Regions from separate parts of the Homo sapiens genome. Here all the other regions are linked to region 1. Evidence: chromatin loops called from intact Hi-C (ENCODE). Cell type or tissue: MCF 10A. All regions are shown on one strand. Links, peaks and the distances in the headings refer to the core of each region. The heading gives the core; the rest is flanking DNA. Region 1 holds the start of CNTNAP4 (contactin associated protein family member 4). Region 2 has its middle 13 kb from the start of MIR4719. Region 3 overlaps LOC105371348 (a long non-coding RNA gene). Region 4 overlaps LOC105371348 (a long non-coding RNA gene). Region 5 has its middle 150 kb from the start of MON1B. Region 6 overlaps LINC02125 (long intergenic non-protein coding RNA 2125). Region 7 overlaps LINC02125 (long intergenic non-protein coding RNA 2125).

Region 1 (4,489 bases), core at 267-4,266:
ACCAGATGATTTTAAATATCTGCTAAGCAGGAATGTCTGTTCCCATGTGGGGAATTTCCATAATAAAATCCTGGCACCCTCGCTGAAGAGTACAGTTTTATAGAAACAGAGAAAAACAACAGCAAGTATTTTCCCTGAGGACGGTTTTAGCTACAATTTCCCAATGCTGCTTAGTTATTTCTGTCTTATTTTATGCTTTTGTTTTGAAACATAATGCAATTTTACCTGGATGCACTCCCGGATAATCAGGAATGGCTCAGTGTGTTTTCTGGCTCTTGCAAATGCAAGACCTCCAGAAAATCAGAAGGCTCCACCGCCTTGTCCCTTCCCCCACTCACACCTCCAGCTGGGAGAAAAGGGTTAAGGATTATTGGAAAATAGAAGAGAAGGGAGGGAGCCCCAAGGAGGCCCACGAACGGGAGGCCGCGCCTCTGGGTGCAGCGGAGCTCGAGCGCTGTTGTGTGTTTGGAAGGAAGGATGCTGCTGCCAATTTGTGGGACCGCTGCTGCGAGGAGTGGGCGTGGCCTCGGCGGTGTGGATGCTTGTTAGGAAAGATGCTGAGTGCTTTTCAGTGAGGAGTCAGGGAGGTGTGTGTGAGAGAGAGAGAGAAAAGAGAGAGACAGAGACGGGGAGAGAGAGAGGGAGAGAGAAGAGAGGGAGGAGGGAAGAAGAAAAGACGGAGGGAGGTGAGGAGGAAGGGAGGGGGAGAGACAGAGACCTAGAGGGGCTGAAGACCCAGACAGAGCTGGCAGAGCTACTGAGAAGAGGACTGGAGCGCTCTGAGAGCCTCTCAAGATCTTTTGGGGGAGCCCAATAAATGTGAACATGGGATCTGTCACGGGAGCTGTCCTCAAGACGCTACTTCTGTTATCTACTCAAAATTGGAACAGAGTCGAAGCTGGGAATTCCTGTAAGTATACAGCAAATGATTTAAAACTTGCTGGGGGGCTCTCTGCAAAACTTTGATTCTGTTGGTTTGATGATGATTATTTGCAGCTGGGATTGCTGCAAAGCGTATTGCTGTAAACCAAGCATCACTTAAAAATCTTGCCAATGTGACCGGTTAACACTTGTCTCTCCTCTTGGTCTGGTCAAAATAGGCAAAGTGTCATTTCTCTTTTTGTCTACTCGCAGAATCTTACCCTCTGGTCTTTGAGTATTCATTGAGAATGCCCAAGTTCTAGTAAAACATGAAATTAGCATCTTATCGGGGGAATAGCCTGTGAATATCTTCATTTCTTCTTTTTTAAAGAACTACTGAATTTTATTGGAATTATGTCTAAGAGGAAAACAACTGGCAGACTTTACATTATGCTGCATTGGCTTAGATTTCTGAAGTTTGCAATTGGGCAGACCAGTAGCTGCCTGCATCTTTAAAATAATGCAGGCTAATAACTGAAATGTACTGCAGGCTTCAGGAGCACCAGCACTGGCTGAGGCGAGTCTCAGTATTAAGAGCTGTGCCCTCGCTGCTAAGAGAATGAGACTTAGCGCTCTCCGGAAAGAGGAGCCTCTTCCTACATTTCGCTTAAAGGAAAACCAGTCAGGTGGTCTTTCAAAAGTAGGATTCCTTTGTGGTTGAATGCTTAACTGCATAAATTTGTAATTGAATGTTCTGATGAAATAGAACCTATTTAGGGAAGATTGAAATCTTATTTATAATTTAGATATCATCCATAATAATTTGGCAGACTCCCTTCATCCACTCTTTATTAGAGATAGAAAAAGTTTTAAAAGTTATCTTTGGCTTAAATTCTCTAAATGGGAGAATTTTCCCCTCCTGATTAATGACAAACAAGCTTGGCAAATACAACTTTTTATTTTTTCTTGGATTTTAAAGGAAAAGCTCATTTGCTTTCCAAGAACTGGCTATGAGGCCTGTCCAGGAATTTATGTTGCTGCTGTATCATCAGGCTTAGATTTGGGGAACAGAGGCAGTAATCAGACATTTGCTATGGCATATCACTTGACTATGTTAAGAGTTCTGATATGTGAAAAACATGACAAACTCATGGGCACAAGTCAAATGTCCCCTCACAGTACCTGGCTCCCGTGATTTCGTGTTTCAGTTCAGAATGGGCTCATTTAATGTCACAGGGTATCCATCACTCTGAAAGAAGGAACCTCACTTCAGGTGCTGCACATCAGATTCAACTTTAGTTTGAGTGTTGTGATAATCTCATAAGTCAATAAAATGTATAATTTCACCTAGTCAAAACCTTGGAATCTTATAATGGTAGCATTAGAAAAACATTGCATCATACAAGCAAACAATAACAACAACACCCACACACAAATGGAAGTTCTGTAGAAAAGGCATAAGTAATTCATCTTCCAACCACTAAAGTTCAACCAAAAAGAAAAGCACTAGAGGTCACTCTTACAATGTAAAGCACATCACCCCAAGCATCCTTCCCTCAAGAAAAGCAGAGCTTAAATCTGGCCTGTACTCCATTCAGTCTTTCCACTAGACTGCCTGTAGTTGGGTTTAAAATACATTAATCTAATTATTTGGGCTGCTAGTTGTTTATGTTTGCTTGTTTTCTTGAAGCTCAATAAAAAGTGTAGGGTGTACATCAACATTAAATAGCTTTCTTTTGCCATATATCTTCTTAGAAAAGAAAAGGTGCTGAAAGAGATCTGAGGAGAGTGTAATATTTATGTCTGCTTGGCTCTGGTTGGATCCCTCACTGACACTTAAAATTTCAGTGCTGGTTCTATATTCTTTCAGCCTTGGTTTGTTAAGGAAGTAGTCTAATGCTCTTTTAAACATCTGATGAACTTGCAAAACCTATACGATTTTTCATTATAAAAAACATTTAAAGTTGGAGTTCTTGCTTACCATGCATGTGGAGTTGACTGTTCTTCAAGTGTCAAAAATAAAATGAAATGACCTTATATAATTAAAGTTGCACTCAGTAATTTATTGTGAATATTTTGACAATATGATTTGCAGCAGTATGTGTAAAAGAAAATATTTCATTTCTCAATTTCTATTTCATTTTTCAATATTTAAGAAGTATTTTCTTTTTGGAAGAAGTAAGGTCTACTTGTACCAAGCCATGGTGGAAAGTACTTCATATGTTTCATCCTTTTTGGAAGGACAAGTGTATATATATTTCCCAGCAAGACTGGAATTTAGTGTAAGGACAAGCAACTATCAACCAGCATATGCATTTCTAAAGTATTATAATGACTCCAATAATTCTTCTGGACAAGACTTTATATTAAGAAAAAGTGAGTCAGTCTTGACTACCAATAGTAATATTGGAAATAACTGAATATAAATAAATAAAATTAAAGGACTAGAAAGACTTTTCCCCTTTATTTACAGCTGATGAGCCAGGAGCAAATCTGTCATCTACAGAGTCAGCCCAAGGTTGCCAGTTTGAAAGCTTTCATGGGACAGAACTCTGCAAAACCAGTACAGCTCAGGGATTAGGTGCACTTTAATTTGAATGTTAATTGATCCAATTAAACAGCAGGGAAACTTTACATTAGAAGGATTCTGTTCAAAGACAAACATATATGTTCACATATATGTATATGTGCTCATTTGTATATAGGTATATGTGTATGTAGATATCTAAACTACTAGACTCGTGCTCATTTGTATATACGTATATGTGTATGTAGATATCTGTAAACTACTAGACTCATGTGCTTGCATATTTTTGGTGGCCCTGTTAAGTACTTATCTGTCTAAAGATGAAATATGTTGAATGAACCACGCTCCCTGCCTACTAGTATCCTGTCTGACATTTCAAAAGCAGTGGACTAGCCATAATTTTTTTCTCTTTGTTCTCATCAAGATGAGCTTTTACAATTATATTGAAGTGTCCCTTCCATCAAAGTTTAGAGACGGATCCTTGCAGATGGGTGTGCTCTTTGAGAAGCTGCACTGGCTGTTCTTGGTTTCTTTGCTTGCTACTAAGAGACATGCATTAAGAACAGAGACATTTCTCTATTTTTTAATAGCTCTTATAAATCCAGTTTTTGAACATTAAGACATGGTTGAAGATGGGGTCAACTTACCCCAAAAGAAGGAATGGGTACAGTAGTAAGGCTGATAAGAGTTTGCTTTTATTTTAACTCTTGCAGATTATGTGAGGGAGGCTCTCTAGTTACTGGTATACTGAGCCGTACTCTTGAGAATAATTAATGCTCCCCAATGACTTAATTAGAAGTTAACATCTCACTGTGTTCTTTCTTTTCTCTGATGGAAATAAAGGCCGTATCTGATACCTACCCTAAAAGAAGCACTGAAGGATAGATGAAGGCAAATTGCCTAAGTAGATGATCACTCTTGTGGGTCCTGGGAGACAGCTGGACAGATTCTCACATTGTTAAAACTCAACCTTGTAATTCTTTCTAGAAGCTACTTTCTTTTCCTCCCCCCACCATATTTACTCCTATAGCAGAAAATAACTAGAATGCAATAGTAAAGTACTGATAAAATATAATTCTATGAGGCAATGCATAAATGGCT
Region 2 (4,489 bases), core at 321-4,320, 600 kb after region 1:
ATAAGCTACCTTGAACACTGAATTCTATTAACTTTTAAAAGATACTTTTATATGTATTCTACCCAACAGAAATCTTTACTATTAGTTATCTTCATCAGGATCATACAACTGTTACAATGTCAATACTGTCGAGGGTATTTTGAAGTACTTTGCCTTTTTTGCTGTGAAAAGCACACTTCTACTTATCACAGTTTGGGGATGCATGATTTGAAGAACTATTCATTATATTATGATCATTTCAGCCAGAGGGGGAAAAGCTTTCTGTCAATTTATCTGCTACCTAAATGTTCAAAGTTGTAATTAATTAGGAGGCAAGAATGTAGAGAAAATGCATTTCAAAGATAAATCTAGTCGCTGAGAAGTTCATCATATCTTATAATTTTCCCATCTCTATAGCAACTGTCAAATACATGTCTGCCTACAAATTTAGAAACAGAAGAAATTATAGAAGGGCGTAAAAAAAATCTGGCACAGGAAGGGGAACATCACACATTGGGGCCTGTTGTGGGGTCGGGGGAGGGGGGAGGGATAGCATTAGGAGATATGCCCAATGTAAATGACGAGTTAATGGGTGCAACACACCAACATGGCGCATGTATACATATGTAACAACCCTGCACGTTGTGCACATGCACCCTAGAACTTAAAGTATAATTTAAAAAAGAAAAAAATAAAAATAAAAATAAAAGTTGATTATTTCAACTTTCAAAAAAAAAAAAAAAAATCTGGCAGCAAGCCAAAAAGGATATCTGACATTTGCATATTTGTTGTCAAAAATCTACCATACGATTGGGCTCGAGTGTTGAAAAGCATTGAGCTCTTGAATGTTTGTTCTACTTTATTGTTTCCTGAATGATCAGGGAGAGACAGAACAGAGGTAATTCTACCTTTATTTGCCCAAGGCTCATTATAAATTCAAAGTCAGTCATGTAATTATGGTATCTTATATCAAGAAGGCCCAGCCCCAATTGCTCATCCTCCAGTCTTCCTCCTATAATTTAATATAATCATCATATACCCAGGTGCTCAGGAACAAAACCCTGGAAATAATAAAATCTAAATATAACCACTTATCACCATCTTTATTCTAAAGCTGTTTCAAGCTACCGACACATCTTACCCTGATTAGCAGTTACCACAACCCATTGACTGAACTCACCATTTCTCCCTGGCCAACCCCTGCAGAGAAGCAATTGCTAAAGTTGTTTTAAAAGCATGTATTGAGCCGTGCACGGTGGCTCATGCCTGTAATCCCAGCACTTTGGGAGGCCGAGGTGGGCGGATCACAAGGTGAGATCGAGACCATCCTAGCTAACACTGTGAAACCCCGTCTCTACTAAAAAAAAAAAAAAAAAAAAAAAAAAAGCCGGCTGTGGTGGCGGGCGCCTGTAGTCCCAGCTACCCAGGAGGCTGAGGCCGGGGAATGGCATGAACCCAGGAGGCGGAGCTTGCAGTGAACCGAGATAGCGCCACTGCACTCCAGCCTGGGCGACAGAGTGAGACTCCGTCTCAAACAAAACAAAACAAAACAAAAAAAAACCCATATATTGGATCATACCATCCCTGAAACTATCAACCTGAAACTATACAATGAATTTTCATCCCACGATGGCCGCTGTCAGCTTCCCAGAACTCAGTTCTACTCTTCAGTTCTCCCCATCATTCATTATGGTTTAAACACATGGGCCTTCTTAATAGTCCTTAAATTAGCCCAGCTTCTTCTCAACTTAGCACCTTTGCACATGACCAGCTTAATGTCATCATTAAAGTCTCAGCTCAAACATAAAGAGGCTTCTCTCAGGCAGACACAGTGGCTTATGCCTGTAATCCCAACACTTTGGAAGACCAAGACAGGAGGATTACTTGAGCTCAGAAGTTCGAGAGTAGCCTGGGCAGCATAGTGAGACCCCGTCACTACAAAAAATAAAAATAAAAAAATTAAGTGGGCATGGTGGTGTGTGCCTGTAGTCTCAGCTACTCAGGAGGCTGAGGTAAGAGGATTGCTTGAGCCCACGGGGTTGAGACTGCAGTGAGCCATGATCGCACCATTGCATTCTAGCCTGAGCTATGCAGTGAGACACTGTATCGAAAACAAAACAAAAATAAAAGAGAGTAAAAGAAGGAAAGAGACCTCTCTCACAATTCCAGTTAAATAGTTTTCAATAGTCCCTCACCAGTTATTATCACTTTTACTCTCTTTCAGTTTCTTCACAGCACTTATCACTGAAATTACCTTATTTGCTTATTTATTTAACTGTTCATTTCTGGACTCCATCGTGCTAGAATGAAACCTGCATCAGAGCACAGGCCTCTTTCTCCCCCCTGTGGCTGTATTCCACCTCTACCATGTGCCTGGGATATACTAGGTGCTCAAGGCATATTAATAAAATATACTCTTCATTTCACAGATGTGAAATCAGATTCTTAGAGTTTATTAAAAACTTACTAAAGCTTTTCTCCTAATAAATAGGCCTAGAAAAGAAATCCAGATTCCCTAAATTGTATTCCAGTGCTCTTGCGGTCAGGGTAACCAGAATACCTTTTTTGGTTGATTTCATATGGGCATTCATATTTGTTAAATTAGAGAGCTATAGAAACTGCCCAGAAGGACAGTAAGGGAAAGGAAAAAATATGAGCTTAATCAATCATTCCTGAGCTTTTGACTATCAAATTTGATTTGAGTATAAAAGATAATGGATAAAATCTATTATTCCCCACATTTATATACCCTGAAAACAGGGACTCTAAAGAAATAGAAAGTAGAGATTGTACAATTGAGCAGCACTGCTCTATGGAAGAGAGGTCCCTGTTGTTCTGGGCAGTCTATGTAAGTACAAAGAAGAACCTCCCTCCAGTAGTTCTAGATGGTCTGCCCAATTATGAGAAAGAGCCTCACTCAAGTTGCTTGAGCAAGGGGAGGCTCATTCAAATGATGCATTGTTTAGAATTGAGAATGTCAATAGCAGACAAGGTAGTAACTATTGCACAGCTCTTTTAAAAAATAAAGGTTACATATGGAAGGTAGTATTACCTTACTGGACATTATATTCTGTCCAGTACTCCTTTTTCAACTGCACAGCTGCCCATTCATTATCCCATGTAATTCAGGTGGTAATGTCAATCACAATGCTTTTTCTGTCTCCTGGCAAAAGCATGGCCTCTGACCCAGATTTAACTCATTGTGCTATGTCTCCTTTGAGTCTACCGTGATTAGCCTAATGGGGGAGCATGTGACCAAACAGGACCAAATGGAACATTCATGAGATTTTTGACAGATTCTAGGAGACAGTGCCTCTCCATATACTCTCTGGAATCAATGAAAACATGAGCCTGGATGGTGGGACTCATTATCACAGAGAAAAATTCCAAGAATGGAAGCAAGAACGCAAAAGCAGAGCTCAGTGATGCACAGTAAAAGATGAAGGCACTTCTGGATCTCAATGCTCCTAAAGCCGAAACCATCTGCCTTGGAGCAGCTATTTAAATAAGAATTTGCCTTCCTGTGTGTGTCGCCTGATCTGTGCCTCGTTTGGTTTCTATTGCTTGCAATTAAAGAATTTTGACCCTGCACTTGTAATTTATAAATTTGACATTGTATATCAAAAGAAGGTATATTTTGGATATTAAATGTTTATTTGAAATTCTGTACAGTAGGATGTACAGTGACGTATCATTAGTCTTTGACATCTGTTTATAGACAGTTTTATTCAATTCATTGATTATTTTGATTAAGGTGTGTATTCATTCATCAGAAAATCCCTAGCTGAAATAAACTCAGATAAATTAATATCTATGCAATCACTGTATTTATAAGAAATAGGTTCTATCTTATTGACCAATGGAAAAGGTGCACAAAGAAATCATACTAAATATAGGTGGTTCCTGTTCCAAATATTCTCTTCAAGACTGTATTTTTATGGTTACAGGACTCAGGAAAGGTGATCTTCACTTTAATTCTAACAGACAAAGCTCAATTTCATCAGGGAAAATAATTGTAAATCCTGATGATAAATCTCTCATAGGAGTTTGCTGATTCAGTACTTCAAGGCAACTAGTGTTCTGCCCTCAATTTTATTTTTATTGCTTTTGAATGATTAATATACAGGCATTGACTAATAATTTCTTTTGCAGAATTGGATTATGTTATTGATGGATTTAGAAATAGGACTTGAAGATATATTAACATAACTATAGAGTTGAAAACATTAAGCCAGTGGGGCCAAAGAGGGGAAAAGTATACGGAAATCTAAAACTCAACTCAAAATAAAAATTATGTGTGACGACTTTGACAAAATAGTCAAAATGACAAATCCTTATTGGTAGCAGTGCTCATGCATTTATAAAAGTCTCATCCAACTGGAAAAGTAGAAGACATATAAAGTACAAACAGATCCTCTCTTATGGGCTCTCAATTTTCCAAACAAATTGGGTGTAAGGCAAATTATGAGAGTAATGTTGCTTCTAATAAAATATTGATTTTAAACGGATT
Region 3 (4,489 bases), core at 333-4,332, 480 kb before region 1:
TTTAAGGACCTTGGGGACATTCTCTGGTTGGTGTTTGTGTTAGTTTGCCAAAGCTGCATGGAAAAGTACTACGGATTGGGTGGCTTAAACAACAGAAATGTATCTTCTTATAATTCTGGAGGGTAAAATCCAAGATCAAGGTGTCAGCAGGTTTTTTTTTTTTTTTTTTTTTTTTTTTTTTTTTTTTTTTTTTTTGAGGCCTTCCTCTTTGGCTTGTAGATGCTGTCTTCTCAATGTATCTTTACATGGTCTTCCCTCTGTAACTGTCTGTCTCCTAATAGGCTCTTCTTATGAGGACACCAGTCACATGGGATTAGGGCCCACCTCAATGACTGCATTTTACTTAACTACCCCTGTTAAAGGCTCTCACTTTCCAAATATACTTACATTCTGCAGTATTGGGGGTTAGAACTTCAACATATAAATTTTGGGGGGACACACTTCAGCTCATAACAGTGTTAGAATGGGAAATGTTTATGAATCAATATTTACAAAATGGATAAGGAGGCTAGCAAAGCAAACACATAATCTCTCTGCTCAGACTCATCACACATCCTACCTGTGAGAGCCAATTGTTAAATAGTCAAGAAGTTTCCAAGATTAAGCCATGAAAACCAGCAATAGCTACATTGCTAATTTCAATCACCACCCTCACACTGAAAGCTAGGTTTCTTCTCTCTCTCTCTCTTTTTTTGTTTTTGAGACAGTCTTGCTCTGTCACCCAGGCTGGAGTGCAGTGAAGCAATCTTGGTGGCTCACTGCAACCTCTGCCTCCTGGGTTCAAGTGATTCTTCTGCCTCAGTCTCAAGAGCAGCTGGGATTACAGGCCCCCACCACCACGCTTGGCTAATTTTTGTATTTTTAGTAGAGATGGGGTTTCACCATGTTGGCCAGGCTGTTCTTGAACTCCTGACCTCAAGTAATCTGCCTGTCTTGGCTTCCCAAAGTGCCGGGATTACAGGCATGAACCACCGTGCCCAGCCAGAAAGCTAGTTTTCAAGGACACACTGCTCTATGCCATATCCATTTTTACAGTGAAGGTCACCTTGAGAAATAAATTAGCTTTTTCTAAAGGGATACTTTTCCTAGGATTGCTGTAAGTTGGGAATATGGTTTGGATATTTGCCCCCTCCAAATTTCATGTTGAAATATCATTAGGGAATTGCAAATTAAAACAATAATGAGATATCACTATGCACTTAATAGAATGGCCAAAATCCAAAAAAACCTCACAATACTAAAAGCTGGTGAGGAAGGAGAATAGCAGGACCTCTCATTCATTGCTGGTGGAAATACAAAAGAGCACAGTCACTTTGGAAAACAGTTTAGCAGGTTCTTACAAAACTAAACATAGTATTACCATATGGTACAGGAATCAAGCTCCTCAGTATATATCCAAATGAATTAAACTTATGTTTCCCCCCACCCAAAACCCTGCACAAAGGCTTATAGCAGCAGTATTCATAATTGTCAAAAACCAGAAGCGGCCCAGCGTGATGGCTCACACCTGTAATCCCAGCACTTTTGGAGGCTGAGGTGGGTGGATCACCTGAGGTCAGGAGTTTGAGACCAGCCTGGCCAACATGGTGAAACCCTGTCTCTACTAAAAATACAAAAATTAGCCAGGCGAGGTAGCAGGTGCCTGTAATCCCAGCTACTTGGGAGGCTGAGGCAGGAGAATTGCTTGAACCCGGGAGGTGGAGGTTGCAGTGAGCTGAGATCACACTACTGCACTCCAGCCTGGGCGACAACAGCGAAACTCTGTCTCAAACAAACAAACAACAACAACAACAACAAAAACCCCAGAAGCAATCCAGATGTTCCGCAGTAGGGAATGGCTCAACAAACATTGGTGCATCCATACAATGGAATATTATTCAGTGACAAGAATAAACGAGCTGTCAAATCACAAAAAGGTATGAAGGGCTCTAAAACACATATTGCTAAGTGAAAGAAGCCAGTCTGAGAAGGACATATATTTTATTATTTCACGATGTGTTATTCTGGAAAAGGCAAAACTGTAGAGACAGTAAAAAATATCATTGATTACCAGGAGTTAGGGAAGAAAGAAAGAAGGATGAAGAGGTGAAGCACAGGGAAGTTTTAGTCAGTGAAATTATTCTCTATAACTCTATAATGGTGGATACCTGTAATTTGTCGAAACCCATGGAAATGTACAACCTTATAGTACACTATGGACTTCAGTTAATCGTAAAGTGTTAATATTGCTTCGTTGACTTTAACAAATGTACTGCACTAATGCAAGGTGTTAACAATAGGGGGAACTCTGTGGGGGAGGAGAGTATATGAGAACTTCTTACTAACTGCTTGATTGTTCTGCAAATCCGAAGATGTTCTAAAAATAAAGCCTATTAATTAAAAAAACCCCAAAATGTAAAATAACAATAATGAGTGTCTGATTTCAATTTGCCTATAACATGCTTAGAAATTCAATTCGTTAATTTCAGTTTTTGAAATAATCAGATTGTCCAAAAGAGGGTGCCAAAGATTTACAAAGGTATTTTCTTTGGTTCTGTAAAAAGAAGCTAAGTAATAAAATAGAATTAATGTAATTAAAAGCCAAGAGAACCTAATATAAGTCAATGTGTCTGACTCTTATCTACATCTTGCCAATGACTCCTATCCTCCTTCCCTGGGACTCATGTTGGATGCGTTTTGCTTCTTGGTGCTGCTGCTTTGCTGTGTTTGAGAGTGTAATTCACCCTCATGATGCACAGCAGGTGACCCTGACTCCAAAGATACCTGCAGGGAGCTGAGCTAACCGAAATACGCCTGCACCTTATTTTAGGTAACGATAGACAGAGGCTTGTATAAGTTGGATTTGAATGGGAGTTTGCAAATTGATGTGTATACTTTGTAAATTTATACTATTTTCAGTTATATACACTTAGAGACAATTTTGACTTATTACTATTGGGTCTTCCACTGAAAGTGGCTTTTAGCACTGTAATCTTCAATTGCCCTGTTTCTAGAACCCTAAATCAAGGAGTTTATAATCTGTAACTAAGTATAAATGCATTGACACAATTCATTTTTTAAGGTATCTTTTGGTGGGCAGGGCCTGGTGGCTCATGCCTGTAATCCCAGCAGTCTGGGAGGCTGAGGCAGGAGGATTGTTTGAGCCCAGGAGTTAGAGACCAGCATAGGCAACATAGCAACACTCTGCCTCTGCAAAAAAATAAAGAATTAGCCCGACATGGCAGTGTGTAACCTGTAGTCCTGACTACTCAGGAGGCTGAGGTGGGAGGATTGCTTGAGCCCAAGAGGTCCAGGCTACAGTGAGCCAAGATCATGCCACTGCGGTCCAGCCTGGGTGACAGAGCCAGACCCTATCTCAAGTATATATATGAATAATTTCATCAAGGAATCTCCTTAAGATAACTATATCACAACAAAACTAAGTTCTTTTTTTGTTATATTGCCTTTTTACATTTTCAGAACATCTTTATTTTCTGTTGATTGTAAAAGAAACAGACACTAATAAAATAATCAGATTAAAAAAATTGTTTTAGGTTTGGGGTACATACGCAGGTTTGTTATATAGGTAAACTCATGTCACAGGGGTTTGCTGTACAGATTATTTTGTCATCCAGGCACTAAGCCTAGTACCCAATAGTTATTTTTTCTTCTCTTCTCCCTCCCCCCGCCCTCCACCCTCAGGTAGGCCCCAGTGTCTGTTGTTCTTTTCTTTGTGTCCATGAGTTCTCATCATTCAGCTCCCACTTATAAGTAAAAACATGCAGTACTTGGTTTTCTGTACATGCATTAATTTGCCAAGGATAATGGCCTTCAGCTCCATCTATTTTCTCACAAAAACATGATCTCATTATTTTTTATGGCTGCATAGTATTCCGTGGTATATATGTACCACATAAAATAATCAAATTAAGAAACTCCAAAGTGAAAGCTTACTTAATCTTACTTGAAGATTTCTTACTTACTGTCAGTGATTTGTTATGTAACTTTCTCTTTGGTGTGTATATTAAGAAACAATTTTATTTTATTGTGGTAAGAACACTTAACATGATATCTACCCTCTTAACAAATTTTGAAATATGCAATACAGTATTGTTTACTAAAGGTACCATTTTGTACAGCAAATCTCTAGAACTTATTCATATTGCTCAACAGGGAGGGGCTTGTGTAACCTTCTGAATGTTTACATATGTGTTTAGAATGTAAATGGCTTACATTATCCATATTCTCCAGTGATATACTTTCCACATCTAATGATGAATGTCTGTCTTATATAACATCATTCTTTCTTTGCAATGGATGCCTATGATTCCCTTTTATGGATGTATTACACTTTGTTTAGTCAATACCCTATTACACAATTTATTTAGTTCTTTCTTTTGTTTTTGTTTTTGCTATTAACAGTATTGATTTAATAAAAAGCCTTACAAACCCATATTTATGGATTCGTGCTATTATCTCTGTTTAACTAATTCCTGAATTGAAATTCTAA
Region 4 (4,489 bases), core at 220-4,219, 490 kb before region 1:
AGAAGTCTAGGCTGACTATGTTTTCCAACTTTAACAATGTTGCTTCATTGTTTTCTAGCTGACATTATTTACAACAAGGAATTTGCTGTCATCTTTACCTTTTTTCCTCTCTAGTAACATGTGTTTTTTCCCCCCTCTGGCTGCTTTTAATATGTTCTCTTTGACACTGGTTCTAGGCAATATAATGATCATGTCTTATTGTAGTTTTCTTCATGTTTCTTGTGCTTGGGTTTTGTTGAACATTTTGCATCTGTGGATCATAGTTTTCATATTTGGAAAAATCTCAACTATATTTTCTTTAATATTTTTCTTAACCCCCCACCTCCAACCCTCTTTAAAGATTCCAATTACGTGCTATGTGAAATTGGTCCATAGCTCACTGATGCTCTGTTCATTAAAAATATTCTCTTTTCTTTCCATTTCCTTTCATATAGTTTCATTTGTTATCTTTAAACTCACTAACCCTTTCTTCAATGTTTAATCTGCAGTTAATTTTATCCTGTGTATTTTTGATCTCACACCTTGTAGTTTTTATTTCTAGAAGCTCAATTTGGGTCTTTTTATATTGTCTATTTTTTTGCTTAAACTTTTTGTATGCATGGAATAGTTAAAATAACTTTTATTTTTCTCCTCAGCCAATTATAACATCTGTGTCTGTTATAAATTTTGATTGCTTGATGATTATTCTATGAGTTGTATTTTTCTGCTTCCTTACATTTTGGTGATTTTTGATTGGATGCCAAACATTGTGAGTTCTAATGTCTTTGTTGGATATTAGATATTTTGATATTCTTATAAATACTTATGGGCTCTGTTCTGGGATGCAGCTGAGTTACTTGGAAACAGTTTAAATAGTTTCAGTTCTTGCTTTTAAGATTTTTTAAAGGCAGAATCAAAGAAGTGCTCAGTCTAGGGTTAATTATTTCTTTCTACTGATGCATGAACTTTCTGTGTACTCTACTCAGTGTCTCATGAATCTGGAAGTTTCCATTTTGGCTGGAAGGGGCAGGTGCTCTTTTCCATCCTGTGTGAGCTCCAGGAACTGCAGCCCATCGTCTCAGGTGGTTCTTTTCCTGGCTTGAGTGGTTTACTCACACATATACTAATTATATTCATCTGAGTATTAGAAGGAGACCATCTGGAGCTCTCCAAATTTGTTCTCTTTGCAATTCTCTGCTTTCTGGTACTCTTTCCCTTCTATTCCAGCCACCTGGGCCTTCCTGGACTCTCAGCTCTGTCTTCTTCACTCTGGGAGTCCACTAGGCTTCCCCTGGGTTCCTTATCCTTGCACTGTGGCCTGGAATCTCTTTCAAGGCAGAAATCTGGGGACAGCTGTAGGGCTTACCGTCTTTGTTTCCAGTTTCACATGATCATTTACTGCCTGATGTCCAGTGTCTGGCAAACCACGGTGTCATATCTTTTGTCTGGTTTTTGTTTGTTTCTGGTGGAAAGGAACTCTGGTTTCCGTTATACCATCATGGCCAGAGCCTAATGTAAGGGCCAAGGGAAAGCTTCCTCTTTACCCTCTGAAGAGTCACTGAAAAATCATAACAAAGGGCAGAATAATAGTAGAAATGGCCTACAAATTTATTAGTGTGCAGGTGGGGAAAATTACAGAGTGATTATCGCAACCCTCTAATGGGCTACAGAAACTTATATATCACCTTGAGGTTATAAAAAGAATGGGGCCTCAGAGCATGGCCCAAAACTGGTTATGGTGGTGACATGGTTTGGATTTCTGTCCCTGCCCAAATCTCACGTGGAATTGTAATCCCCGATGTTGGAGGAGGGGTCTGGTAGGAGGTGATTGGATCATGGGGGTGGATTTTCCCCTTGCTAGTCTCGTGGTAGTGAGTGAGTTCTCATGAAATCTGATTGTTTAAAAGTGTGTAGCACCTCCCGCTTCGCTCTCTTCCTCCTGCTCTCACCATGTAGGACATGCCTGCTTCCCCTTCGCGTTCTGCCATGATTGTAAGTTTCCTGAGGCCTCCCCAGCCCTGCTTCCTGTACAGCCTGTAGAGCCACGAAGCCAATTAAACCTTTTTTCTTATTAAATTACCCAGTCTCAGGTAATGCAATGCAAGAACAGACTAATAGAGGTGGTAAAATAGGTTATAATAATAAGACAGATTATGGGAGGGAGAAAAGAGGAGGCCTGGCTAGCAAAGGTGGTCTCGTTATGTAGATGAAACCTCACAGGTATCGGCCCTCAGAAAGATTAGGTGGTATGTTTCTTGCAGACCTCTAAAGGTGTCAGACTCTCAGTTTATCTTTCCTCGATCCAGGCAAGGGAGAGTCTCAGAGAAACCTGGCTGCATCAAGGCAGATTCTCTGGCTTTTTTTCTAAAATAAATTTTTTATAAATAGAGACGGGGGTCTCCCTATGTTTCCCAGGCTGATCTCAAACTCCTGGGCTCAAGTGATCCTCCTGCCTCAGCCTCCCAAAGTGTTGAGATTACAGGTGTCAGCCACCACGCCTGCCTCAAGGCAGATTCTCTACAGATGCAAATCTCCTGACAAAAGACAGCCTTTTAGCCATGATGATATTTCAAGCCCCCTATGAATAGCCGTATATCTTGGGGTGAAATATTTTGGTTTCTTTCATTAAGGATCCTATTACGCATCTTTGAAATGGTGGTTAGGATTATTTTGAGTTACTGTGTTTTGCAATCCACCACTAGGTGGCAATGTTATACAGCTGAGATTCTTTTCAGTAAAGGAACCCTGCAAAGCATTTCTAGGTTATTCTAAGAGATACACGGAATTATATATTTGGTCTTGGTTTGGGTATAACAGTCTGTTTTATTGAGTTCCATTTTATTCCTATATCTGTTATTGTGGAATTTTTACTTCAGTGTAAAATTAGTAAAGTTATTTTGCCTAAAATAATACATGCTATAGATTGAAATGATTTATGGTATGTTCCTCACTATGGTCAGTAGTAGATATGATACACTCGTTAGGGAAACTTTTCACCTACAGGGGATTTAAATATATTTATGAGGGCAGTCATCGACATCCGTTTGTGTCTGGTTTGTAAGACCAGCCCAGAAAAGAATAAGATGTGTCTACTGCCTCTGGGGGCTTCTGTCCTTGTGAGGAGACACACAGGTGGACCACAGGCACAGTCCCAGGCTTGTGTGTGCTCTTCAACTGTCTGGGGTTGTCTAGAAGCTTCCCAGAGGAGGTGACCATTGAGCAGGGTTTAAAAGATGTGTAGAAATTTTCTACTTGAGAAAAGGGCAGATAGCAGTTCATGCCTAACAGTGCAGCAGAGAAAGAGACAGGGACTTAAGCATATCATAAGAAGATGACGAGAGTGGCAGGAAGTAAAAACAGGGACGTGGCCTCAAAATGCCTGGCACACTCCATGTGCTGCATGACCATTTCACATATAAATAGAGTAAGACTGCTAGGGTCCATCTCTGAAGATGATATTGCAGATCGAATTTCTTTCATATTTATTAATATAAAATAATGTCAGTTGGAGATATACAATTTTGCTCCTCACCGGTGGATCATCCTGTGCATATGGGGTAGACAGACCTCCTTGGAGACCCCGCATTAGATGACTCTGGCTGCGGCGGGGAGAGACTACAGGATGCGGGCAGCAGCGAGCACACAGTGACCAAATACAAGGTTCTTGCCCGTCGGTAAAGAATCGGAGCAAAGATCGGCTAGACTTAGATAAATAATTAGGTTGGGCTCAAAAGAACAAAATAAATTTCATCTCAGACACTTGTAAATTAGCAAAACAAATAAATTAAACATCATCATTATTATTATTTTTTGAGACAGAGTCTCGCTCTGTGCCTCAGGCTGGAGTGCGGTGGCGCCATCTCGGCTCACTGCAAGCTCCGCCTCCCGGGTTCACGCCATTCTCCTGCCTCAGCCTCCTGAGTAGCTGGGACTACAGGCGCCTGCCACCACGCCCGGCTAATTTTTTTGTATTTTTAGTAGAGACGGGGTTTCACCGTGTTAGCCAGGATGGTCTCGATCTCCTGACTTCGTGATCCGCCCGCCTCGGCCTCCCAAAGTGCTGGGATTACAGGCGTGAGCCACCGCGCCCGGCCAACAATTATTATTTAAAAAGTTCTGCATTCAAAAGTAATATTGGTTTAGAATTACCTCAAGGAGACAATTTCATGACTAATTCTACTGCCTAATTGTTAGAGAGGGTAAGATGGCTGAACTAACATGGACCTTCCCGGTGGCTCCGTGAGGACAGTCGGGAAATGACGTGCTCCTTGTGAATGGCTGAGAAAAAGCACCTGTGTGACATCTAATCATCCAGACCGGTGGTTCTCCAAGTGGGGTGGGGACTCCTGCAGGGCCTCACAATCCTTTCAGAGATTCTACAAAGTCAATACTATTTTAATAATAACAGCAAAATATTACCTGTCTTTTTGATTCTCACTCTACTATGAGTGTACAGTGGAGTTTTCCAGAAGCCATGTGGCGTGATATTGCAACTCACTGAATACAGGAG
Region 5 (4,489 bases), core at 222-4,221, 760 kb after region 1:
AATATTGTTTGTTCAACTGATTATCATTTTAATATTCCTGAAATTCTTTCATTATATGACATGCACAAAAACCAGACTTTATCAATGTAATCAACTCTAATATCACTAGGTTAATGTTTATTGATTATTTTAATTTTCCTTTTAAAAGTTTTTCGTTTCATTTTGATATTGCAAAATAACTAAAGGATATTGCCAGAGTTGCTAATGAATATAGAAACTTAGTATATGATAAAGGCTTCATGTCAAAGCAGTAGAGAAATTTAAAAGAAAAAGATTAATTCTTTTCTAAAAATAGTATGAGATCATTGCTTAGTAGTGTAGAGAAAGATAAAATGAAAGCGTACAAATAGTAGAAGAATGCATGGATGCATTCCTCTATAAGCTAGGAATAGAAAAAGCTTTTCTTAAATATGACCCAAAATCTAGGAACAATTTGCTGAAAGAAAAATAAAAGTGCTGACATTAAAAAATCACGTAAAAATGCCAGAGCAAATGAAACGACAAATGAAAAACCGGGAAAATATTTGTGACTTATATTAGACCAAAGGGTCAATGTACCTAGTATATGAAGAGCATCCAAAAATAGAGAACATTGTAAGATAAGAATGGAGAAGAGGCATGCACGAAGAGTTCACTGGAAAACTAATACAAATGGCCCTTAAAAATAAAGATGCTCAGTCTTACTCAAAAATAAGATAAATGCACATTAAAAATACTTTGTAATATTATTTATCACCTATCATCACCTTTCCATCACCTGTTGGTGGGGGAGAGGGTTTGACCACTCACTTGGTTGACAAGATTTGAAGAAACATTGCTGGTAGGAATCAAAATGTTAATGAAATGAAAATATTAATAGGATGAAAAATAGCATAACACGTATACAAGAAAATCTAGCAAGACATAACAGAACTGCATGAACATTAATTTTGTGTTTGACCTTAGTAGTGGGATAAAATTACCTTTTTATTAAATGCTGCTATGTTCCTGGTTAATAAAGTATAAAAGCTAATCTGAAGGGATCAAACTGCTTTCAAGTAACTTAATCCCTACAAGTCAAAAGCAAAGTGAAACAGACAAACCTAACTACCAAAGTGATTGCTTGACAACCCAGAAAGTATTTATTTCAAGTGAATTTAAAACACAGCAATCTGACTAGTGGCATAAGTCCTTAGGATAAAAGCAAAATTAAGAAATCTTAGATTGTTTTGAGTAATATGAGTTGTAATAATATTGATATGGTTAATCTGAAACTATGATATATACACACAAGCACACCTAGACATACACATAGTTGAATAAAGGAAGCGAGGGATAATATTAATACTTTATTGTAAATATATATACATAATCAAAGAAGTTAAAATGTATAATTCTACATTTAAATTCAAAATATCAGTATGAACATATTTTTTCCCCTCTGGAAAAAACAAAAACATATTCCTAACTACATCCATTGAAAAAGCCTAGAAATAATTACCCAGACCAGGAACAGTGAGCCCCTAGCACCCAGATTTTTTAATGTAAATATCATTTCTCACTAAAGTGAACCAAGACATTTGGAATAAGTAGCTGATTCAGGTGAGTCTGGAGCATTTTACATGAGAAATCACATGTGTTAACAAAGATGGGACACTTTGGCATCAGAAAGAATAACCTGCAATGCATGAAAACATACACAAAATGTTAAATCTAAAAATTTATAATTTAAAAACCCAATTGTTACTTTTGGAGAAGGCTAAGGAATCAGCTTATTATTCTGAAAAGCAGTAAGCCAAGGGGAAGTACATAACAATTATTATGCCTTGACTTGGTTTCCTCAATGTAATCGAACCGCTGATTAGATAAATAAATATATATGTGATTCCAGTTGTTAAGACAGAAGTTATAATGAACAATTATTGTTTTTCCACTTGATAAAACTATTGGTTCTAGGGACTGTTCAGTGATAACTAATATGTTACATAAAAAATGGAGAAGTTTATAATGGATGGATCAAGCTGACATCACTAGAATTTACTCATTAAATATCATGAAAGAGGAAGCCAGACATTAATTGTCCCTTGATGTGTTACAATAGAAGGTGCCATGATGCCACCTATAGGATGCTCTTGCCAAAACATTGGCCCTAAATCTCATCAAGCCTTTAGATGTAACCACAGTTTATATAACACACCAAGGAGAGCGGGACATGCCAACTAAAACCATGATATTGCAATCCTCAATACTCAGAATGTGGAATATTCCACAAGACCAACAATCTTGACTCCTCAACAAATAAATTACAGAAAAATAATAAATACGGAAACCTATTGATTAATACATCCTTAAAGACATAGCCAAATTCAGTGGGTTGATCTTACTTGAATTTTGATTTAAAACATATTATATATGCATATAATGATAGCTGGGTGTATAGTTATGGTCAAAATGATAAGTCATAGATTTCAGACATTATAGATGTTGCAGAAAAGAAGACACAGTCCCTGGCCCCAAGGAACTTAAAATCCATTATAAATGGGAGTGAAAAGAGTCTGAGAGTGAAGCTTTTTCTATTAACCGAGTTAATCTTCCATTGCATTCTCCACCACAGCACTTTATAAATCTTCTCTAGAACTGTGCTGTCCCTAATGTTATCTACTAGCCACATGTGGGTGTTAAGCCATTCAGTGGAGCTAGTGTGTCTGAGAAAACACATTTTTTATTTTTATTTAAATTCAAAAATCAGTGCTCATTTAAGTTATTGGAAATATTTTAAATGTAATTGGAACAGCATGAGTTTGCAAATCTACTTTTCAACGGCAAATTTTATGAAATCTTAATACAGCTCATGTATTTCTAAGGAAGATTTAGTGTTCAAATTAAGATGTGCCATAATTATGAAATAGACACCTGATTTTGAAGGTTTGGTATATGATAAATTTTGTGAAATAGCTCATTCTTATTTTTATATTGATTACATATTTAAATGATAATTTTTATATACAAATTAAGTACAAGTATTACTAAATTCATTTCTTTTTTACTGTATTAATGTTGCTATCAGCAACTTTAAATGTGTGATTTATAATTTTAAATGATAAATGCATAACTTATCATTTTAGATTATAAAATTTTAAATTTGGATCTTTTCTTTTTTCCAGTATTTATTGAGTGTTTACTATATGTCAAGTTCTATTTAAAGATGAAGAGACTACAGTTTCTGCCCTCAAGGAGCTTAAAGTCTAGTGGGTGAGGGAGACATTTAATTAAACATTACCACTTATTCTGATAAATGCTAGAGCAGCACTGTCCAACAGAAACATAATGCACAACACATTATAATTTTAAAATCTGAGTTATCATATAAGACTCAAATGGTGCAGTATCTTCTTTCCAAAGATGCTGCAGGTGTCCCGGACCACACTGCTGCTTCTCCAATAGCACCCTCTGCCAAGCACACTGACTTGGCCAGAAGTCCTGGGTATACACCCCACCCATGCTGCCCTTTTTGTGCTGAGTTTTCTCTTCTCTTCTTGACTTAGAAGAAATGTTCTTGGGGGATAGGATCTGGCTTCAAATGAATCTTGATAATATTATGCCTCCAAGATTTAGGTATATTTCCTGCTCTGCAGCGTAATTTAGTCGGTCTTGAGTGATGCAAATTATCCATCTATCATCTATATACCTATCTATCTATGTTTGTATCTATCTGCATAGCTTCTCTGTTCCTACCATAAGTTATACTCATCTTTCTCTCTGCCTTAGTTCATGCTGCTTCCCTTACCTAAAAGCCATTTTCTCAGCTTTACTCTAATCCACTGTTTTATAAGAGTGTGTTGTAGGACTGTTGTTCTCCCTTTTCCCTGAACTCCCAGCTAGCTTCTGTGGAAATTGTGACATACTTTTCTGCAACTAACCACTTAATTTATTTTCTTTTAAAAAATAATAATAGTAATTGTATATTTATTTCTTCAGACCCCTCTTTTGAGACCTTTTGCCTCTCTGTGCCTTCATGAAGTCTAATCGATGCCCTCTATCAGAGCTTTGCAGAGTGCTGGAGCAGCATCAATCCTTTTGAACAGAGGTTTGGCTGCCATCGCGCAGGGCCAGGACTCAGGCCAGGAAAGTGAGGTGCTTAGGCTGCGCACTTCACAGCATCACAGGGTTGTTCAAGTGCTGATGTTGAGCCACAAATAGTCTAATATTACTGAAAACTTAGGGATAAGGATGTGGAATAGTGAGAGGTCAGACTGGACAGGCAGGTGAGGGCCTGATCATGGACAGCCTTCTATGTCCTGGAATGCAATCAGACTCTATCCTCAAAGCAAAGTGGAGCCAAGTGCAGTGTGGATCAGGAGAGAAACGTGATTTCAGATGGGCATGTTAGAATGACTGACTTCATATCAGCCTAGAGAATCAGCTGGAAAGAGCAAGAAACCAAAGACAGAAAAGAGTTTAGACTGTGTCATCCATGGTGGTAGCAGTAAAAATAGAAGAGAAGATTATT
Region 6 (4,489 bases), core at 247-4,246, 360 kb after region 1:
AAAGAGTAGATTTAAAATCTCACGAAATTAGGTGTCGAGGAGATAACTGTAGAAGACCAGAAAAATATTTGGATGAATTTAGCCCTCAGAATGACCCAAAAAATGTCTGATTTTTCACTCGGTTTGAAATGATGTAGAACTGGGACTCTAAAGAGATGCGTTATGCATTATTTGGATCTTGAGAAAATTAGAGAGACGGTATTGGATCACAGTCACAGAAAGGCCTTATATATTTTTCCAAGGACTATTAGGGGATAAATATATACATTTATGAGTTTGAAGTTAAAATATTAAGTCGATATCATTATTATGGTTCAGGTTTTAGTTAAATTTTAAATGACATATAATATACAATTTACATACTATAAAATTACCCTTTAAAGTATACAATTTATTTTTAATATATTTATAAAGCTGTCAACTACTGTTAGAAGAGCCATTCCTTGCTCCTCTCCTCCAGCTACTGGCAACCACTAATCTACTTTGTGTCTCAATGGGATTGTATATTCTGGGCATTTCATATAAATTGAATCAAACAATATGTAGCCTTGTGTGGTTGGTTTCTTTCACTTAGCATGTTTTCAAGGTTCGTGCACGTTCTTACATGAATCAGTAGTGCATTCCTTTTTATGGCTGAATAATATTTAATTTATGGATATAACAAATTTTGTCTATTCATCAGTTGATAGACATGGAATTTTTCACTTTTTGGCAATTATGAACAGTGCTGTGCGGAATATTCATGTATGAGCTTTTGCGTGGACAAATATTTTCAGTTCTCTTGGGGGCATACCTAGGAGTAAAATTGCTGAGTGATATGGCAATTCTATATTTAACTTTCTAGGGCAATATCTGCTTTCCAGAGAATTGCATATTTTACATTCACACAAGCAACATATCAGGGATTTGATTTCTCTACATCCTTGCCAACACTTTTTATTTTCTGCCTTTTAAAATTATAGCCATCTAGGAGAATGTCAAGTGGTATGTCACTGAGGTTTTAACTTGCATTTCACTAACGACTATTGATTTTGAAGATTTTTAAACATTAGTCACATATATGTCTTCTTTGAAGAAATGTCCACTGAAATCCTTTGCTTCTCCTTGTTTTTGTGCCATTTTTGAATGTTCTTTTTTATTTTTTAATTGACAAATAAAACATGTATTTGTTGTGTATCATATGATGTTTTGAAATACATTTACATTGTAGAATGGTTTAAAATGTTCTTAAATGGAATGAGTTGCATTGGGAATAAATGAGTTGTCAGTCAACAAATTAAGCACATGCTGGATGAGCATCTATATGGCCTTTACAAATATATATAGCAAATGATTCATGATTGTCCAACAATGTGTATGTAAGTTGCATGAGCTATGATCTGATGACACTCATGTCTTTGCTACAGTTCTCTTGTCAAACCCTGATTCATTGAAGATATAAATCTCCTTGAAAAAGTCCTTTGCCCATTTTTAATTGTTATCTCATTTTGTGTGTTATCTTTTTACTTTTTTCATAATATCCTTTAAAATACAAAAGTTGTGAAGTTTATAAAGTTTAATTTGTCTGTTTTTCTTTGGTTGCTTGTGCTTTTGCTGTCAAATGTAGGTAAATCATTGCTTAATCTAAGGTCACCAAAATATACAATTATGTTTTTAAGAATTTTACAGTTTTTACTCTTATATTTAGGATTTGGGTTTTCGATTCACTTGAGTTAATTTTTATAGATGATGATGCAGCACAAGCAAGCCCCGACTTTTGGGTTCAGCCCAGAAGGGTTCTTGGCTTTGCACAGGAAAGAATTCAAGGGTGAGTCAGTGCTATTAGCAATCTCTTATAGAACGGTAGGTACTGTTCTTTGTAGAGCATGCCTACCTCATAGGCAGTGGACCCAGAGTCACCAACTTATGGGCTCTTGGCAACTGTATTTATACTCCCTTACATTCACTTTCAATTACATGGATGGGTGAGTCAATGCAAATTGATGGGACAGTTTGTTTATAACTTTCTAGGAAAGGGGTGGTAACTTCTGGGTGGTTGCCATCGTACTTGTAAACTGTCCATGGCGTTGGTGGGAGTATCCCAGGCCAGTGAGCAATGAGGGCAACTAGGGATCGCTTTCATCGCCATCTGCTGGTTCCTGCTAATTTCTTCACTTTATCCTGTTTGGGCCAGATCCTGTTTTGATCAGCAGGGCTATGACCAGAAAACAAGTCGTGCCAGTCTCTTACCTCAGTATATGGTCGAGTTCTGCAATCTTTTTTTTTTTTTTTTCGCATGTTGATATCCAGTTATCCCAGCCCATTTATAGAACAGATTATTCTTCTCTACTTGAAGTTTTGACATCTTTGTTGAAAATTAACTGATCATAAATGTATGTCTTTATTTCAGGATTCTCAATTCTATTCCATGGATCTGTATGTCTGTCCTCATGTTGGTACAAAACAGTCTTGATTACTGTAGCTGTGTATTAAGTTTTGAAATTGGAAAGTGTGAGTCCTCTGACTTTGTTTTTCATTTTCAGTACTATTGTGACTATTCAGGGTCCCTTGCATTTCCATTTAAATTTTAAGTTCACCTTATTTTGCATAAAAGGCAACTGAGATTTTGATAGTGATTCCATTGAATCTGTAGATCATTTTTGGAAATATTTCCATCTTTAAAAGATTGTCTTCCAATCTATAAATGTGAGATGTCTTTACATTTATTTGTATTTTTGTAAATTAATTTCAAAAATTTTTGCAGTTTTTAGTGTACTCATCTTACACTTTTTGGTTATATTTATTCCTAGGTGTGCCATTCATGTTGTGCTAGTGAAAATGGAATTGATTTCTTAAATTCATGTCCAGATTGTTTATTGCTAGTCTGTAGAAATACAACTGATTTTTATGTATTGATTTTGTATCCTTCAAACGTTAGAAACTGAGTTTCTAATAACTCAGTTACTGCCTCTAATTTTTTATAGATTCCTTAGGATTTTCTCTCTGCAAGATCATGTCATTTGCAAATAGAGGTAGTTTCATTCTTCCTTTCAAATATTATTACCTTGTTTCTTTTTCTTTCCTAAATGCCATAACTGGATCCTGTAGTACCATGTTGAATATAATGGATGAAAGCTGACATTCTTGTCTTGTTCCTGATATTAGGAGGAAAACTTTCAGTCACTAATCACTGAGAATGAAGTTAGCATTGAGCTTTTCATAGATGTCCTTTGTCAGGCTCCTTCCTATTGCCAATAGGTTTTTCTTTTTAATTATGAAAGGGTTTGAATTTTGTCATACGTTTATTTTCTGTCTACTGGGATGGTCATGTGGTTTTCATCCTATGGTATTTGTTGGTTTTTATGTGATATACCAACCATGCATTCCTCAGAGAAATCCCACTCATTCATTGTGTTTAATCCTTCATATGTTACTATACCTGTACTAGTATTTTGATGAGAATTTTTGCACCAGTGTTCATGAGGGAAATTGGTGTGGTGTGTGTGTGTGTGTTGGGGGGTGGGGCTCTTTGATTTTGTTTTCAGGATAATACTGGCCTCATAGAATGAGTTGTGAAGTGTCTCTCCCTCTCTCCTCTTCTATTTTTTTGGAGGAGTCTGTAGAAGATTGTTGTTGATTCTTCTTTAAACATTTGGTAGAATTCACCAGTGAAGCCATCTGGTCCTGTGCTTTTTCTTATAGGAAGTTTTTCACTGTTAATTCAGTCTTTTTTCTTGTTATAGGTCTGTTCCAATTTTATAATTTTTTTCTGTTTCTTTTTTTGAGTCTATTGTTTCTGTCATTTTGAGGATTTGACCATTTCATTTAGGTTATCTAATTTGTTGCTATATGATTGTTTATAGTATTCCTTTACAATACTTTTAATTTCTAAGATAAGTAAAATATAAGTAAAAATACCTCCTCTTTTATTTCTGATTTTAGTAACTTGCATCTTCTGTCTTTGTTTCTTTATCGGTCTTATAGGTTGTTAATTTGGTTTGATCTTTTCAAAGAACCTACTTTTGGTTTTGGTTATTTTCCCTACTCTTTTTCATTTACTACCACTGTAATCTTTATTTTTTCCTTTCTTCTGTTTACTTTGGCTTTAGTTTCCTCTTACTCTAGTTACTTAAGAAGGTGCAAAGTTAGGTTATTAGTTTGAAAATGTCTTATTTTTTTAAGAGAAGTTTATAGCTATAAATTTGCCTATAAGTATTGTTTTAGGTGCATTTCATGTATTTTAATATGTTGTGTTTTCCTTCACTTATTTCCAAGTCTTTTCTAATTTACGTGGGATTTCTTCTTGACCTGTTGGCTATTGAATAGTGTATTGTTAATTTCCACATTTTTGTGAGTTTTCCATATTTCATTGTTACTGATATCTAATTTAATTGCATTATAGCCAGAACACATACTTTGTATGATTTGAATATTTTTAAATTTATTGGACTTTGTTTTAAGGACTACCATAGGGCCTAATCTGGAGTCTGTTCTGTTGGGTGGAGTATTT
Region 7 (4,489 bases), core at 243-4,242, 370 kb after region 1:
TAATCTAATGTGACTGGAATCCTTATGAGAACAGAGAGAGAGACAGACACAGAGGGAAGAAGTCCACATGAAGATGGAAGCAAAAGTTGGAGATATACTGCCATAAATCAAGAAGCACCTGGGGCAGGTAGAAGCTGGAAGAGGAAAGAAAGAATCCCCTGAGCCCTAGAGGCTGTAGAGGGAGCGTGACCCTTTGAAAACCTTGATTTGGGACTTCTAGTCTCCAGAATAGTGACAGAATAAATTATATTCTGTATATTTTATGTAATTATATTCTGTATGTTTTATATAATTATATAATAATTACATATATATATGTTCTACAATATAATTATATGATAAGGGATTACATTCAGCCTGTTTAATATATATAATATATAATTATATGTATCATTATATAATATAAATAATCTAGGTGGCTTTTTAATATATATAATTATATGTTATGTATTTATATATCATTATATGTTAGATAATTATAATTATATGTTAGATAATTATATATAATTATATGTTATATATATGAAACAGGCTGAATGTAATCCCTTATATATAATATATAATATGTGTTATATAATATATATTAATATAATATATTGCATTACTTAATATATAATATATAACATAATCATATAACAATTATATATAGTTATATAATTATATAATTATGTTATATAATATAATTATATAATTATATATAATATATAATATAATTATATAATTATATATAATATATAATATAATTATATATTATAATGTTATATAACATAATATATAAGATAATTATATTTTATTATATATTATATAATGTATAATTATATATAATATAATATGTTAGATATTACAATATATTAATATTATATATTATATAATACATATTATATATAATTATATAATTATATTGTAGAAAGTCACCCACTTTGTGATACCCTGTAACACCACTCCTTGGGAACTAGTACAACTGTCAATTTAGATTTTTTTTATTAGGGAAGAAAATTACCCATTATATTTAGTTTTTTAAATATGTTCATCATATACAAAATTTTATTTTTGTTCATTTTTGTAACTATAATAAACACTTAAAAACAGAAGTTTTGTCCGATTGTTCACTATGTATCTTAAGTGACAAGAACAGTGCCTGGACTAGTAGGCATTTTGTAAATATATTTAATAAATACATAAATATATTAAATAAATAAATACATTGAATACAGAAATACATTCAAAAGAATAAATGAATGTATATAGAGAGGAGATTTGTTACCAATATGTGAGTTAAAATCAGAGTGATATGTCAATAATTTGTTTTAATTTTCTATTATTATTTAATTTTCTATTATGGTTTAACATTGAAAATATATTATTACTTTCCTTTGTCTTCCCTTTTGATGATTCTGTCAATATTATTCCACAGTGTTTTCCTTTGTGAAGAAAATACAGCTGTTCTGGTTTGCATTCAATTAACATTAACCTGGTTTTCATGATAGGATATTTGTCAAATTTCTCTTTTTCCACTTGTGCTTTTGAAATCTTGTTTCATCTCCTTATTTTTTAAACTAGTTTTGTAAAGTTTCCTAATTATAAATCTCTCTGTCTCTGTCTCTCTGTCTGTCTCGTGTGTGTGTGTGTGTGTGTGTGTGTGTGTGTGTGTGTGTGTGTGTGCGCGTGTGTGATAAATCTGTTCTGGCTGCACATTCACCTTCTACAATTCAGGCCAGCCAAAGCCCATAAATTATAGGGTAACTTGTAATAAGCAATCTAGAAGCATACTGTTCAGGAGAAATATAATGTGTACCACATATATTAATTTTAAATTTTCTAGAAGGATACTAAAAAAGGAAAAAGTAGATACAATTTAATTAATCAATTTTAATAGTACAATTTAAACATATCGAAATAGTATTAAACATATCCAAATAGTATTAATTTAGCATGTCATCAATAGAATATTATTAACAAGGCATTTTACACTTTTTTGGTACTGTCTTTGAAATCCCATATGCATTTTGTGCATATGACAGTTCTCATTTGGACTTGCCACACTTCAAATGCTCAATAGTCATATGTAGCTTGCAGCTACCTTATTGGGCTGCACACTTCTAGTGACATCTTGTCATTAGCACCAGTGTATGTTAAATATATCTGATTTCATTATTATTAAAACGTCCCCTGAGTAAAGGCAGATGCTGTTTCCCAGAGTTGCTGGCAAGCTTGATGTTTGATGAGTCTAGTAATGCATAGGATCTGTTCTCAGGTTGCTTCATCAGCCATAGCCCGTCTCCTGAAAGATGGCTCCCTCTAGTGTCTCTACTTGAGTTAGTGAGTCGATTTCAGGATGATGTAAATGCCCTTTCAGCCTTTTATCTTCTCCCACTAAGGATTTACCATATGTAGGACAGGTAACCACTGAATTTCTGAAACAGCCTCATGAAATCCAGTCAGTACATTTAGCAGCTATTTTGTATGGCCAGGGGAGAATTTAAAGGCTTAGACAATTCAGCAGCTACAGCAGGGAGATCTTTGGGCTGTGGATCAGGATGGGCTGGAAAAGATAGGGAGGGTTACTATTGGGTGCAAATGCAAGGGATAGATCTATTCATAAATGCTGTGAACTTTGGAACCCCCAGCTAAAGTGTACACTTGAGCACCATTTCCATTTAACAGTGTGCTCCATTGGGGTGTTTCCTCAATTTGAATGTTTCACAGACATCACCTAAGTCATGATGGGTGTTTCTGGTTTCAGGATTGCCAGGTCTCTTGATGTAGGAGCAATTCCTGCCAATGCCCAACAACAAGCTCACAATTATGTTTCTAAAGGGCTGAATTGAGCAGCTGCATCAGACCACTTTCAAGTCCAAAATCTCTGCCGTCTCCACTGAGCAGCAATATTGATTTCTGCCAAAAGCTCTAGTCTGTGTGTGTTCCAGTTGTTGACACTTCTACAATCATTTGTGCATTCGGGTCATAAGGCTCAAGAGACACTGCCTGATTGACAGCCCTTTATAAATCTTTTATTTGCTTGTTTCTGTCAGGCCACAATTCAATCTCAGATTTCTTTCTAGTGACTTTGTGGAAAGGACTAACAATATCCCAGAGTGGAAGATGTGATTATGCCATAACTCAAACAGATTCTCCAGTCTCTGGGCTGTTTAGTAACAAGGTCAAGATCAGATTCTAAATTATTTCTTATGATAGGAGGAAAGCCTCTTGTGATCTGGCTCATGTTCTTTTCTAAATTTTCAGGGACTGGGGCAGGTCTTGAATTGTACTGGGGTTTATCTGCCGTGCTTTATTGACAGCTGGGTGACACAGTCTCTAAAGTATACTTTGCTTTTTCCTCTGAGGAGGCAATTAAGATATCATTGATGTTATCAACTTACTCCTGGTTATCAAGATCAAGTGCAGCTACGCTGGATTGTGATAGTATACTGGTTAGCTTAAATGTCTTTTTGTTAATATGTGGAGGCAGTGTTCTTGATTGACTTCTGAAATAGGTGTACAAAAGAAAGCATGAGCTAAGATCTATACTGAATGCTCTCCTTTGATCCATTGCCTGTTGGTGCAATTGTATTGGTTTTGCTTTTTGTTTTTCTGAATTATATCTATAGCACATCCAACGCTATGGTGGATCTACCTAGATGAACTCCCAGTGGTCCACTATCAGTATGTGTAGATAACCTGCTTTGCGTTTTTGGTGTGTAAGGGCTATTAAAAGAGAATTATTGGGTTTACTGATTTTTTAAAGATTGAGTAGTATTCCATTGTGTATACATACTACATATTCTTTATTCATCTGTTGATGGATACTTGGGTTGATTCCGTGTCTTGGCTATGGTGAATTATACTGTAATTAACATGGGAGTGCAGCTATCTCTTTGCCGTATTGACTTTACTTCCTTTGGATATATACCAAAAAGTTGGATTGCTGAAACTACCATATGCTACTTCTAATTAGAGTTTTTTGAGGAACCTCTACATTGTTTTCTATGGTGGCTATACTAACTTACATTCAAACATACATTAAAATTCCACATTGTATACCATAAATATAAATAATTTTCATTTATCAATTAAGGAAAATAATTAATGGAGATCAATATCACTATTTCAATCATTAATGCTAATTAAAGCATTAATGTTCTCTTTTACTTCTGGAACTCTGTATTATTTAGTATTTTCTACAGAGGAGGTCTTAGGCAATTGCAAAGATTGTAATTTATCATTTCAGGTGACACCAGGTGGAGGGTGACTATGGAACATGGAACACACGCAGTGTAATAATGTAGGAGCAGAGTCCTCCATTCTCCTGTGACACCCATTCCCATTATACACTTAGGTAAGGGAGATGAAATGAGAGAATACTTTCTCCAGTCGTATTTTCCAAATTAGAGTTTAACTGGTACGTTGTTATTGTCTACCACAGCATTTCCGCGTTCTCCAAGTTTCACCTTTAGACCTCTTAGACTGTCCTCCTAGCCCCTATGTGGAT

What was found. A loop is a pair of places that touch in the nucleus more often than their neighbours do. Peaks named below come from ENCODE experiments on the same cell type or tissue, not always from the same donor. Only the 100,000 strongest peaks of a DNase experiment are listed, where the experiment ranks them.
Region 2: it touches region 1 in a loop (9-fold over the local background); 2 of 110 quality-filtered maps call a loop at or near these places.
Region 3: a loop joins it to region 1, with 9 times the contacts of the local background. A loop is called at or near these places in 8 of 110 quality-filtered maps.
Region 4: it touches region 1 in a loop (7-fold over the local background); 5 of 110 quality-filtered maps call a loop at or near these places.
Region 5: it touches region 1 in a loop (12-fold over the local background); 2 of 110 quality-filtered maps call a loop at or near these places.
Region 6: a loop joins it to region 1, with 16 times the contacts of the local background. A loop is called at or near these places in 19 of 110 quality-filtered maps.
Region 7: a loop joins it to region 1, with 10 times the contacts of the local background. A loop is called at or near these places in 19 of 110 quality-filtered maps.

Annotation. Positions count from the first base shown.
Region 1 is chr16:76,276,838-76,281,326 of GRCh38, forward strand. It overlaps CNTNAP4 (contactin associated protein family member 4), which reads left to right and starts at 564. Exons shown (of 24, transcript NM_033401.5): 1 at 564-910. The coding sequence starts at 826. In MCF 10A, for the core only: a CTCF peak has its summit at 2,354 (motif pointing right); no DNase peak of the experiment used is centred there.
Region 2 is chr16:76,879,984-76,884,472 of GRCh38, forward strand. It overlaps the pseudogene LOC100128497. Among named protein-coding and RNA genes, the nearest start is that of MIR4719, 13 kb to the left of the region's middle. RefSeq lists an enhancer at 1,047-1,216. In MCF 10A, for the core only: a CTCF peak has its summit at 2,331; a DNase peak (open chromatin) is centred at 2,328.
Region 3 is chr16:75,798,997-75,803,485 of GRCh38, forward strand. All of the region lies in intron 3 of LOC105371348 (a long non-coding RNA gene), which reads left to right. Among named protein-coding and RNA genes, the nearest start is that of CPHXL, 75 kb to the left of the region's middle. In MCF 10A, for the core only: a CTCF peak has its summit at 2,513 (motif pointing right); no DNase peak of the experiment used is centred there.
Region 4 is chr16:75,786,678-75,791,166 of GRCh38, forward strand. All of the region lies in intron 2 of LOC105371348 (a long non-coding RNA gene), which reads left to right. Among named protein-coding and RNA genes, the nearest start is that of CPHXL, 62 kb to the left of the region's middle. In MCF 10A, for the core only: a CTCF peak has its summit at 2,680 (motif pointing right); a DNase peak (open chromatin) is centred at 2,694.
Region 5 is chr16:77,041,204-77,045,692 of GRCh38, forward strand. No RefSeq gene overlaps it. Among named protein-coding and RNA genes, the nearest start is that of MON1B, 150 kb to the right of the region's middle. In MCF 10A, for the core only: a CTCF peak has its summit at 2,113; no DNase peak of the experiment used is centred there.
Region 6 is chr16:76,638,014-76,642,502 of GRCh38, forward strand. The region is part of intron 2 of LINC02125 (long intergenic non-protein coding RNA 2125); the gene reads left to right. Among named protein-coding and RNA genes, the nearest start is that of LINC02125, 5.3 kb to the left of the region's middle. In MCF 10A, for the core only: a CTCF peak has its summit at 2,094 (motif pointing left); a DNase peak (open chromatin) is centred at 2,038.
Region 7 is chr16:76,651,329-76,655,817 of GRCh38, forward strand. LINC02125 (long intergenic non-protein coding RNA 2125) reads left to right here. Exons shown (of 4, transcript NR_110934.1): 3 at 4,229-4,336. Among named protein-coding and RNA genes, the nearest start is that of LINC02125, 19 kb to the left of the region's middle. In MCF 10A, for the core only: a CTCF peak has its summit at 2,310 (motif pointing left); a DNase peak (open chromatin) is centred at 2,273.